Regions from separate parts of the Homo sapiens genome. Here region 2 is linked to region 1. The links are chromatin contacts, found by Hi-C or POLR2A ChIA-PET in ENCODE. All regions are on one chromosome and are shown on one strand. Each heading gives the region's core, a stretch centred on a gene start or an enhancer-like site at or near the end of the contact. The rest is flanking DNA. Distances are from core to core; before and after follow the strand shown. Region 1 has its middle 71 kb from the start of RAP1B. Region 2 has its middle 25 kb from the start of RAP1B.

Region 1 (6,280 bases), core at 2,678-5,177:
AGAAAAACTGTGTGATACCCCTTTAACTTTAGCTAATATGTTTACACACAGAATTTACACACAATTAATGTTTTAAAACCTGATTAAACTTTTAAAACAAAATTTTAACATATTAATGTAGGTAAAAAATAGTTTTACATTCAGGAGGCCCAATTACTTTTAAATTATACAACATTTCTTGTATAAATTCTTTTTTTAACACACTTTTTTTAAATGATTTTTTCTCTTTCATGACTTTTACAGACAATTCTTTGACATGCCTTAACTTTCTGACTTATTACAAACATTTCTTTCTTTAAACAACCAGTTAATTTATTTCAGGACAAGAATTTACTATATAACATTCTTTTTACATAAATTCTGCCCCCCCTTTTTTCCCCCTTTTTTTTTTTTTCAAAGATAATCATTCTTTTCCAAAGTGAACTTCCTTTATGTCTGTGGACCAGACTATCTAACGCCACAAGATTAGAAGTTACTATAATACATGTTACATGGTTAACTTTTAGCAAACTTTACTTTTGTTGAAAACCTTGTAAGTTTGGGATTTCAATTATCCTTTGCTATTAATAAGACCTTGTTTAGTCCAAATTAACTTAGAATTGGTACAGATGGCTTTTTTTTTCCTTTAATTACCTGGGAGGAACCATCTATGGTCCTATCCTGAAGGGAGTTCCTCCTAGGTCTGGTTGGACCTTTGTATGGTAATTAAGATTTAGATCCCCTGTTAGGAAACCTGCTGGGTTAAGGCAATTTTCAGTGGTTAATGTTAAACCATCTTTTTTTTTTTTTTTTTTTTTTTTTTTTTTTTAGGATACTTCTGAACTGGTGAGGTGTGCTTACAATGAGGTTCCTCTAAAAGTTATTTTTTTACTTTCTTCTGTTAGCAAAGCAGTTGCTGCTACAGATTGAATGCATTTGGGCCATCTGTGGGTTACTGGGTTAAGGATTGTTGATAGGAAGGCCTCAGTGCTTTCAGGATATGCCCTGGTTTACACTGACAACAAAGTGGTATTGGAGTGTTATAGGGTTACAGCAAACACCTTTAATTATCAATTATAGGTTTTAAATTTACCTTGGCTTTTAAAGGAATAGGGTACACTTTTTTTTCCTTAACTACTTGTGTCTTTCTGTCTTTCTTTCTTTTCTCTTCTTTCTTTCTTTCTTTTTCTTTCTTTCTTTCTTTCTTTCTCTTTCTTTCTCTTTCTTTTGTTCTTTCTCTCTTTTTGACTTTCCTTTTGCCTCTGTCTCTTCCTCTCTCTCTGCCTCTCTCTCTCTTTCTCTCTTTTCTTGACTCCCTCTTTGTTTCTCTGTCTCTTCCTCTCTCTCTCTTTGCTGGTCTTTCCTTGCCTCTGCTAGCCGCTTATGCTGCTGTTCTCTCAGCCACTGTGGCGGGGCGGTCTAAAACCAGCTGTAACCAAGTGTCTATGTACGGGAACTGGTCTGGGTGCCCTGGCTTACAGGTTACCTTGTGCCATACCTTTGAAACAAGGGACCTATCCAGGCTTCCTTCTGATGGCCAACCCACCTGTAATGCTGGCTAGTCTATCTTACACAAAGTTTTAAGTTTTCCTGGTGTCATAGTACTCCATAGTCTCCCTTAAATCTTTTCTTGAAATTTTTCAACATAGTTCCTAGTGGGGTGGGCTTACTTTGTGCCTGACCCATGCTTCCTTGAGGCAAAACACCAAGTTCACACCACACGCACACCACAAAACAAAGAATGGGTAAAAAGGGTACACACACACTTTTACAGTTTACACCAAACCAGAATCAAAACCAAAATCAGAGTATCAAGCAATCCAAGCCAGGTCAAAACCAAAACCAAAGTATCAAGCAATCCAAGTCAAGTCAAAAACAAAAACCAAAGTGCTGGTACAGGCATGCCGTGGGTTATCAGGCCACGCTTCCACTCCAAAGGAGTGTGCAAGTTCCAAAGACTAGTCTTACCAAGTTTCAGATGTCCGGACACCAAGTGCCAGTTCCTTCCTGGTGTTCAGCCACTGTGTTGATCCTCTGCAGGGGCCTGCCATGCACCACTCTGACTAGGTGTTCCACTGGGGCAATTGCCTACCTGGGAGCGCTCTCAGGATCCACGTCACTCAAGCTGGCTGGGGTCCCCTGCAGGGATGCTCCACAGGGCAGGCCTAAGCCGCCTAAGGGGTTGCCTTGACCTTCTGTTAATCACCTCGCTTCCCAGTCAGGGAACCAAGAAATGTAGCAGGACGAGCCACAGACAAAACCCCTCAGTCACCGAGTTAAAGAAGGAAGGGCTTTATTTGGCCAGGAGCATCGGCAAGACTCACATCTCAAAAACAGAGCTCCCCGAGTGAGCAATTCCTGTCCCTTTTAAGGACTCACAACTCTAAGGGGGTCTGCATGAGAGGGTTGTGATTGATTGAGCAAGCAGGGGGTATGTGACTGGGGGCTGCATGCACCGGTAATTAGAACGGAACATAACAGGACAGGGATTTTCACAGTGCTTTTCTACACAATGTCTGTAATCTATAGATAACATAACCGATTAGGTCAGGGGTCAATCTTTAACTACCAGGCCCAGGGTGTGGCGCAGGGCTGTCTGACTGTGGATTTCATTTCTGCCTTTTAGTTTTTACTTCTTCTTTCTTTGGAGGCAGAAATTGGGCATAAGAAAATATGAGGGGTGGTCTCCTCCCTTAGTAGAAAGGCCTCATAAACTGGGCATTTGCTAAGGAGAACTGCTTTAAAAAGGGTACGGTCATTCAATGCCTGCCTGGGACAAATGGCCCTTTGGTACTGGCTGTAGAAATCATCTAGATGGTGCAGACTGTGCTCTGGAAGAGCATTTTATTGCAGGGACACTGCAAGAATTGACTGTCTTATTAAGAAGCACTGTTATAATAAAATGTGATTTAATTACCAAGCAGGGGTCAAGAAAGGATTGGGGGAGGGATTTAATCATGAAAATACTGGCCCAGATAAATTAATTCTAAGGGTGTTTGTAATAATTAGGCACATATATTTGAATAATAATCACACCCCCAAATTATGTGAAAAGTATACCCCTTTCAATTGCATAAAGTAGTTTACGTGCCCATTATCAACTGAGCCAAGGAATGTGTAATGATATGAAACCTAAGATCTTCATGAAATACTTCCATAAAAAATAACAGACAGCTTTCCCTTTACTTATATTTACTTGCCAATTTCAAAGGAATCAAATTCCATTAAATTATATAAATAAACTGTCCTGAAGGCACTTGCTTCTACTGTTTCAGGAAGCTACCCTATATTTAGAAAATTTCTGTGGCTCCCGATAAATGTATTTCCTTTAGAAAAGCAATTCTCATAACTTAAGTGGATAGAGTAGTCACTGTTTTTAATGAAACTAAGGAATTTGTGATGTCATCTTGTGTGTGCCAGTCCTTCAATTAAGAGGGGAGGACCCGAAAATGCAAAACCCTATGGTTATACCATGCACTTTAAAAGAAATGTATCAAAAGCTCATTATGCATGGTCACAGTTTGCAGCAAAATACAATCCTTTAGAAAGTGAAAGGGACTGCTCTTTTATGTAACTTGGCTCTGGAAGCCTGCGGTGACAAACCACACACATCAACAGCCCCCACTTTGAGCAAACGTGGAAAACCACTTGTTAGCTCCGCCCCTCTAAGTACTCCTCCCTGCGGCTCCATTTTGTTTTTAAACTATTTTATTTTTGGTAAAAGTTAAGTTTACTAAGCTCTAAAATACATGAAATCTCCTGCTGTCTATTCTAACACTGGAAGCTGCTCCAGGATAAAAATTGGTGCATCCCATGTAATAAGGAGGAGGAATGTTATTTTATTAACAGTTGGCACCAGAATTCCTTCAGAAAGGGAAATGTAATTACTCTGAAAAATACCCTGATAAGAGCTTCTAAAGTAGAAGAGATCCCAGGAGGGGCCAGGGTGTGGGCGGAATGTTTCTGAGACAAAGGGAGCAATTTGGCTGTAACTTGCAAGGGCGTCCAGAGGGCCTGGGAGGGGAGGAGCATTGGAGCCAATCAGAGAACATCTTCTCAACGTGACTCTTCCTCTCCATCCTCCCGCACAAGCCTTTGCTAAAATGACTGAGCTGGCTAAGTACTTGATGCAACTAATTTTTTATTTTACTTTATTTTATTTTTTGGTAGAAGCGTGGGTAAGGGTTGGGCTTGTGTCTAGATCAATTGAGTATATCAAGGTTAACATGTATGGACCTAAGACTGGAGGCAAACAGACTCTAAAAATAAACTTGTAGGATTTTTTTTTTTAGAAATTATGGGGAGGCCTCTAGGTGCTCACGGGGACATGTTTTTTGATGTAGTCTTTGGAAGCTCTTTTCTGATTGCCTCTATTTATTTTCTCAGCAAAACAATAAGACTCTCAGCAGCTAGAAGAATAACAAATATGTTGGAAGTTTGAAGAGCAAGAATAAAGTATGAAATAGATATTTTACCAAAAATGCCTTTTACCAAAAGACTTTTGCCAAAAATAAAATAGTTTAGATTTTATTGATATCTTTTAATGAAATCTTTGTGGGAGCTAGAGGGCCTCTGATGGAATCTTGGGTAAACCAGCTAGTTTATGGGCAGAATCACTGCTGTCATGGGTGGGAAGCTACTGTGGATAGTCTTAAGCTGCTTCATGGATGGTTACTTGGAAACAGGACTCTATAAATACAAGATATCATGGTTGCTTTTCCAGTCATTGAACTGGCCAGACTTCAACATAATGTTTTTTAAATTATTAATTTATTATTATTATTCTTTAGAGACAGGGTCTTGCTGTGTTGCCCAGGCTGAAGTGGAGTGGTACGATCATAGCTCAGTGTAATTTCAACCTCAAGGGCTTAAGTGATCCTCCTGCTTCAGCCTCTGAAGTAGCTGGGACCACAGGGTCCACCACCATGTCTGGCTAATGTGAATTTAAGAGGCTAATTGACGGAAAAAAATGATTCTTTAGTAGACTAACAAAGAATTTTGAGATCCTAACCTTACATTTCAACACTAGTTTTTCAAAATTAATTCAAAGTCCCTGAGAATGAAGGATAAATTAAGGGTCAAAATGGTATCTAATATTCCCCAAATGATTCTTCATTAGCCAAGGTTGCTAGAGTGCAAATGAAGGTGAGTCAGCATATTGAACACTTTGCACACGATCATCATATCTATTCTAGGATCAAACCTAGAGGACCACAGTTGAAGCCAATGGACAAAGGGTAGAAATATATTTGATCATGGTTTACAGTGTGTCTTAGGGGTTTCTGGGTACAAAAATAATGGGATATCACCCAAGGCAGGGGTCCACAAACCCCAGGGCATGGTCTGTGGCCTCCTAGGAACTGGGCCGCACAGCAGGAGGTGAGCGGAGAGTGAGGGAGCGTTACTGCCTGAGCTCCGCCTCCTGTCAGATCAGCAGCGGCATTAGATTCTCATAGGAGCCTGAACCCTATTGTGAACTGCGCATGTGAGGGATCTAGATTTCACACTCCTTTTGAGAATCTAACGAATGCCTGATGATCGGAGGTGGAGCAGTTTCATCCCAAAACCATCTCCATCCCCCACTGTCTGTGGAAAAATTGTCTTCCACGAAACCGGGCTCTGGTGCCAAAAAGGCTGGGGACCACTGACCTAAGGAAATGATTCAATATATGTTAGATATTTCCTCCAACTGGAATTTTCTGACCCAAAGTTTCAGATTGCATCTCCCCCTCAAGAGATACTGTCCTTGATCACGCCTTATAAAGTTTTCCCCTGCATGTCACCCTTTGGATTTCTTTCACAACACTTATTATCATCTGAAGTGATCTTGAATATTTTTATTTTTTACTTGTTTGTGGTCTGCCTGCCAACCATTGTGATATGAAGACCAAGAAAACAGGAACCCAGTGTGCCTTATTCATCTCTGTTTCTCAAGCTGTAGGATGCCTGGCACATAATCAGAGCACAATAAGTATTTATTGAATCATTGAATGCATTTCATTCAGCATCTAAGCTGCAGAGATTATCAAAATCCTCATAGGCCACTACAAATATAATGTAGTTACTTTTATAAAGGAAACACGTACTGAGGGATTCTAAGGCTGGTGTTTTGAACTAATTCCTTTTTATTATCAGCCTAATCTTGGATCATGTAAATGATGATCACATTATACCTGTCAGAATACTTTGCAAGAAAAAAATTCACTATTATAGTCTCTCTACACCAAAGTGAATCTAGAGATTCAATTAAACGATAGAATAGTAGAGTTCAGTTTTGATATGGAGAAATGTTTTGATGTTG
Region 2 (6,302 bases), core at 584-3,083, 49 kb before region 1:
GGAATTTCTTCTGTCTGATACTCTAAGTCATCACTCTCAAGTTCAATGTTCCACAGATCCCTAGACGGGGGCACAATCCAACCAAGCTCTTTGCCACGGTGTAACAAAAGTGACCTTTGCCCCAGTTCCCAATAAGTTCCTCATCTCCATCTGAGAACTCATGAACTCATCAGCTTGGCCATCTCTGTTCATATCACCATCAGCATTTTGGTCACAATCATTCAACAAGTCTCTAGTAAGTTCCAAACTTTCCCTCACCTCCCTGTCTTCTTCTGAGCCCTCCACACTCTTCCAACCTCTTCCCATTACCCAGTCCCAAAGCCATTTCCACATTTTTAGTTATCTTTATAGCAATGCCCTACTCCTCAGTACCACTTTTCTGTATTAGTCCATTCTCACATTGCTATAAGGAAATCCTTGAGCTGGGCCAGGCATGGTGGCTCACGCCTGTAATCCCAGCACTTTGGGAGGCTGAGGCGGGTGGATCATGAGGTCAAGAGATCGAGACCATCCTGGTCAACATGGTGAAACCCCATCTTTACTAAAAATACAAAAATTAGCTGGACATGGTGGCATGCACCTGTAGTCCTAACTACCTGGGAGGCTGAGGCAGGAGAATCACTTGAACCCGGGAGGTGGAGGCTCCAGTGAGTTGAGATGGCACCACTGCACTCCAGCCTGGTAACAAAGTGAGGCTTTAAAAAAAAAATACTTGAGCTGGGCACAGTGGCTCATGCCTGTAATCCCAGCACTTTGAGAGGCTAAGGTGGGTGGATCACCTGAGGTCAAGAGTTCAAGACCAGCCTGGCCAACATGGCAAAACCCCGTCTCTACTAAAAATACAAAAATTAGCTGGGCATGATGGTGCATGCCTGTAATCCTAGCTACTTGGGAGGTTGAGGTAGGAGAATCACTTGAACCTGGGAGGCAGATGTTGGAGTGAGCCATGATCACACCATTGCACTCCAGCCTGGATGACAAGAGTGAAACTATGCCTAAAAAAAAAAGAAAAAAAAAAAAAGCCGGGTGTGGTGGCTCACGCCTGTAATCCCAGCACTTTGGGAGGCCAAGGTGGGTGGATCACCTGAGGTCAGGACTTCAAGACTAGCCTGGCCAACATGGTAAAACCCCATCTCTACTAAAAATACAAAAATTAGCTGGGTGTGGTGGCAGGCACCTGTAATCCTAGCTACTTGGGAGACTGAGGCAGGAGAATCACTTGAACCTGGGAGGGGTAGGTTGCAGTGAGCTGAGATTGCGCCACTGCATTCCAGCCTGGGGGACAAGAGTGAGACTCCGTCTCAAAAAAAAAAAAAAAAAAGAAAAAAAAAAGAAATACCTGAGACTGGTTAATTTGTAATGAAAAGAGGTTTAATTGGCTCATGGTCCCACAGGCTATACAGGAAGCAATGAAGCATCTCCTTCTGGGGAGGCCTCAAGAAACTTACAATCATGGTGCCAGAGGGCAAAGTGGGAGCAGGCATCTTACATGGCAGGTGCAGGACCAAGAGCGAGAGAGGGGAGGTGCCACACACTTTTAAACAGCCAGATCTCACGAGAACTCTATCATGAGAACAGCACCAAAGGGATGGTGCTAACCATTCAAGAAGGACCATCTCAGTGATCCAATCACCTCCCACCAGGCTCCATCTCCAACACTGGGGATTAAAATTTGACATGAAATGTGGGCAGGGACACAGATCCAAACTATAGCACATGGTGACTGTGGTAGCTCTGACAGTGGAGGCAGGGAGCTCCCCTGTGCTGGTAATGTGGTTTTAATACACTGACAGTGGTTACTTAGTCAAGCTCTAGAGAACAGTCTTGGAAGCAGCTTCCTCTTTAACGACAAGGACAAAATTCTCAGCAGTGGCCACAAGAACATTGGCAATAGTAGCTGTTCTGCCATTTTCAGTGGTCTCTCCAGCACCACTGCAAACTAAATAGAAAACAAATGCAAATTTTATGTCTTTTTATGAAAATGTAGCTCCTGGTCTTGCTTGGAAACACATCAGTTCTGTAAAATAGAGCACTTTTTTATACCCTAATTTTCTCAAGAAATGATGTCATTTGTTTCTCAAATATTTAATATTTCTGTAACTACATGGTAAATCAAGATTGCTTTTCAATTCTTTGTGGTTTTTTTTTTGTTTGTTTGTTTTTTTTTTTTTTTTTTTTTTTTTTTTTTGAGACGGAGTCTCACTGTTTCCCAGGCTGGAGTGCAGTGGTGTGATCTCGGCTCACTGCAAGCTCCGCCTTCTGGTTCACGCCATTCTCCTGCCTCATCCTCCCGAGTAGCTGGGACTACAGGCGCCCCCCACCACGCCCAGCTAATTTTTTGTATTTTTTAGTAGAGACGGGGTTTCACCGTGTTAGCCAGGATGGTCTCAATCTCCTGACCTTGTGATCCACCCGCCTCCGCCTCCCAAAGTGCTGGGATTACAGGCATGAGCCACTGCACCCAGCTGCTTTTCAATTCTTCTGGTATTTTCAGCTTGGTGGTATGTAGTAGCTAGGTGATGACATTAGATAACATTGTTTTTAGAAAGGGAAATTTAAAATAATGTGTCTAGTTGGGACTCTACAGAGAAAAGAAGACAGTAAGTAATTAGCCAATTTATAACTAGGAACAAAAGATATAGCTCCAACCTTTACTTTTGAACAAAACAATGAAATAATATAAAAATAGAACAGTACTTTTTAGGTAATATAAGTGAGTTGAAACCTCGGCCAGGCATGGTGGCTCACTCCTGTAATCCCAGCACTTTGGGAGGCCGAGGTGGGTGGATCACCTGAGGTCAGGAGTTCGAGACCAGCCTGACCAACATGATGCAACCCCATCTCTACTGAAAATAAAAAAAAATTAGCTTGGCGTGGTGGTGCATGCCTGTAATCCCAGCTACTCAGGAGGCTGAGGCAGGAGAATCGTTTGAACCCGGGAGGCAGAGGTTGCAGTGAGCCAAGACCTCACCATTGCACTCTAGCCTGGGCAATAAGAGCAAAAGACTCCATCTCAAAAAACAGCAACAATGAAAAACCCTCATAAGAACATTGTATACGCTGTATAGCGTTTTTGGCCTTAACTATCTCTGCACATGGTAGAGTTTAAAGCTTCTTAAATTACACAATTTGCAGAATGCCACATAGTCTGACTTCCTTTACTGCATCGGTCATAGGGGACTGCTATGGTAGATCCTTTTCTTCTGCCTGTCTGGGAGATTCCTACCATTGCAAGCACTTCCTATGAGGTCAGAAATGACAAATGTATAGCAGACATGTCTATGCCCAGAGGACCACCACTCATCCATTCCAGCACTCTTTTTTTTTTCTTTTGAGACAGAGTTTCGCTCTTGTCATCCATGCTGGAGTACAGTGGCGTGACCTCTGCTCACTGCAACCTCCGCCTCCCAGGTTTAAGCAATTCTCCTGCCTCAGCCTCCCAAGTAGCTGGGATTACAGGCACCTGCCACCATGCCAGCTAATTTTTGTATTTTTAGTAAGGATGGGATTTCACCATGTTGGCCAGGCTGGTCTGGAACTCCTGACGTCAGGTGATCCAGCCGCCTCAGCCACCCAAAGTGCTGGGATTACAGGCATGGGCCACGGCTCCTGGCCCCAGCAATCTTTACCACTGAGCCCATGCATGGCCTCAGAATCCTTATCAGCTCACCATTCTAGGGCCCACTACCAATCGGTTGGAATTAACAGGAGATGAACTGTATTTGGTATTTTTGGATTAGGGAATTAAAACAGGGGCATTAGCTCTAAAGCCTATAGGGAAGTGAGGCTGTAATCCCAGCACTTAGGGAGGCTAAGGTGGGAGGATTGCTAGAGCCTGGGAGTTCAAAACCAGCCTGGGCAAGAGAGAGAACCCATTTCTACAAAAAATAAAAATTTAGCCAGGCATGTTGATGTGTCCTTGTAGTCCCAGCCAGTTGGAAGGCTGAGGCCATAGGATCACTTGAGCCCAAGAGGTTGAGGCTGCAGTGAGCTGTGATTGTGCCACTGCACTCCAGCCTGGGTGGCAAAGAAAGACCCTGTCTCAAATGAATAAATAAATAAAGTGAAATGAATGTATGTTACCTAGCAAAGAAGAAATTGACTTGCCAAGAATAAGACCTTTTTTGTTTTAATTTTTAATATCAGCTTAATATCTGGGCCTGAAGAATCAGGAGAGAGAGTTTGAGCATGAGGAAGCTAAGAATGGTAATGACCAGGTCTGCAGTTTGAGGAGCAGGACCAGGGAGGCAGCACAGAGAAGAGTAGATGAGAGAAAAAGCCAAATTTGGCTTGTTTTGCAATTCCCTGGGATCATGTTACTCCAGCTTGGTCTCTTTCCTAGTGCGGGCTACTAACAGTGACTCACCTGCCAGTTCCTGCATTACCTGGACTTTTTGGAAGTCTTCCACCAAATACTGGTTAGAGCAGCCCAGCCCCATCCACCTTGTGACAACTGACATCATGCTCGAAGCAAATCTGAGTAAATAGTAAATCCCTGTGCTGATCATTTCTAGTGAAAACGGAAAAAAAGCTTTTCTTTTCTTTCTTTTTTTTTTTTTTTGAGACGGAGGCTCGCTCTTTTGCCCAGGCTGGAGTGCAGTGGAGCGATCTTGGCTCACTGCAAGCTCCGCCTCCCGGGTTCACGCCATTCTCCTGCCTCAGCCTCCCGAGTAGGTGGGACTACAGGCGCCCGCACGGAGCCTGGCTAATTTTTTGTATTTTTTGTATTTTTTTTTTTTTTTTTTTTTTTAGTAGAGACGGGGTTTCACCGTGTTAGCCAGGATGGTCGCGATCTCCTGACCTCGTGATCCCCCCGCCTCGGCCTCCCAAAGTGCTGGGATTACAGGTGTGAGCCACCGCTCCTGGCAAGGAAATAAAGCTCTTAGTGACCTCGGAGACTATGAGATTTGTGGCTTTACAATGAATGGCCTGAGGTCACATGTGTAGCCAGCCAAATCTAGGAACTTCCACTTAAGGTTATCTGATAAAGTCACTTAATGGTGGGGATAATTTTATTGGCCCATTTAATGAAATGACAAAGACCATAATACAGCATTGCAAATTGCCACTTTCTCCTTTACTACCTGTGTGACCTTGGACAAGTCTTGCTATTTTTCTATTTCCTTATCTGTAAGGTAGTGTAATTCCTTTTTTTTTTTAAAAAAAGAAAAATGACAGCAAAATTTATTGAATGTATACTGTGCGGAAGACATTGAAGGTTGGTCCTGGGGAGTAATCAAGGATGGAATAAGGATAGACAGCACCTTGGAGGACCTTATCACACAGAATAGAGACAAGGAGAACAATAAGAACAACACAAAAGGGCTGGGCGTGGTGGCTCACGTCTGTAATCTCAGCACTTTGGGAGGCTGAGGTAGGTGGGTCACCCACCTCACCCACCTTTTTGTTTATGTTAATGGAAAAATAAAAGGCTTCCATATACTTTACTCTCTTGTGCATTATTTATGGAAGAAAAAAACACAGTGAGCAGGTAAATAGTTTGAAATTGATATATATAAGGATGTAGTATATGCTTTAGTATTGTTAACAGCTCAACCACAACACATTACCAATGGGAAAGGCAAAACTTGCTCCTATATAAGCCAGAAGCTTTGGAGCTAGTTATGGTACAAAACCCAAGTTTGCCATCTTCAAATCACACTCTGTTCATTAGAACAAAGATGCCAATGTGCAACCTTAACGTTCTGTTACTTTCGAAAACATTTACTCTTCTTTTGACTCTGAGCTGAAAGAAGCACAGAAGAGTTTTATAGCAACAAGCTAAAAATAAACTAATCTTCTGTAGTCCTCCCCCTTTTAGCAGTAGGAGTCTAACCCAATTAACAAAGTGATTTAAATGAAAATAAAATTGTGATCAGTTTTGGTTACTTTCTCCTCCTCCCTGCTGTTGAATCCCACTGTAATTAGCATTTTAATTTTTTAGTATCTAACTTTAGTCAAGAAGATGAAATTGAGAATGTATCCTGTGTAATTTTTGAGAATTTTTATTTTGTTCTCTACTAATACACTCTCCAGTCTGATGAACTTCCATATTTCCACAATTTTATACATACTTTTTCTCTAGAACATGAGGAATAACTCCAAGAGAAAGGACCAATTAGCAAGGAATTCACTATCTACATCTCTTCTTTTTAAAAAATTATTATTTGTGTTTTTTTTGTTTGAGATGAGTCTCCGTCACCCAGGCTGGAGTGCAGTGGTGTGGTCTCGGCTCACTGCAACCTCTGCCTCCCGGGTTCAAATGATTCACCCACCTTATCCTCCCAAGTAGCTGGGACTAC

The links. A loop is a pair of places that touch in the nucleus more often than their neighbours do. ChIA-PET counts read pairs that join two places held with the same protein, here RNA polymerase II (POLR2A). Pooled maps may share reads with other maps.
Region 2: a loop to region 1 is called in a map of CD8-positive, alpha-beta T cell, with 3 times the contacts of the local background. The contact joins two enhancer-like sites. A Hi-C loop is called at or near these places in 8 of 168 maps with a recorded cell type or tissue (CD4-positive, alpha-beta T cell, CD4-positive, alpha-beta memory T cell, CD8-positive, alpha-beta T cell and 2 more) and 11 of 50 pooled maps. POLR2A ChIA-PET finds 5 or more read pairs at or near these places in 11 of 52 experiments (CD4-positive, alpha-beta T cell, CD8-positive, alpha-beta T cell, CD8-positive, alpha-beta memory T cell and 7 more).

What each region holds. Positions count from the first base shown.
Region 1 is chr12:68,536,623-68,542,902 of GRCh38, reverse strand. No RefSeq gene overlaps it. Among named protein-coding and RNA genes, the nearest start is that of RAP1B, 71 kb to the left of the region's middle. RefSeq lists an enhancer at 3,334-4,296. Within about 2 kb of position 3,927, at least 18 of the 41 ENCODE cell types and tissues checked have a DNase peak (open chromatin) inside an H3K27ac peak, as active enhancers do; they include CD8-positive, alpha-beta T cell, where a contact is called at or near this core.
Region 2 is chr12:68,583,047-68,589,348 of GRCh38, reverse strand. No RefSeq gene overlaps it. Among named protein-coding and RNA genes, the nearest start is that of RAP1B, 25 kb to the left of the region's middle. RefSeq lists an enhancer at 1,442-1,491. Within about 2 kb of position 1,833, at least 3 of the 41 ENCODE cell types and tissues checked have a DNase peak (open chromatin) inside an H3K27ac peak, as active enhancers do; they include CD8-positive, alpha-beta T cell, where a contact is called at or near this core.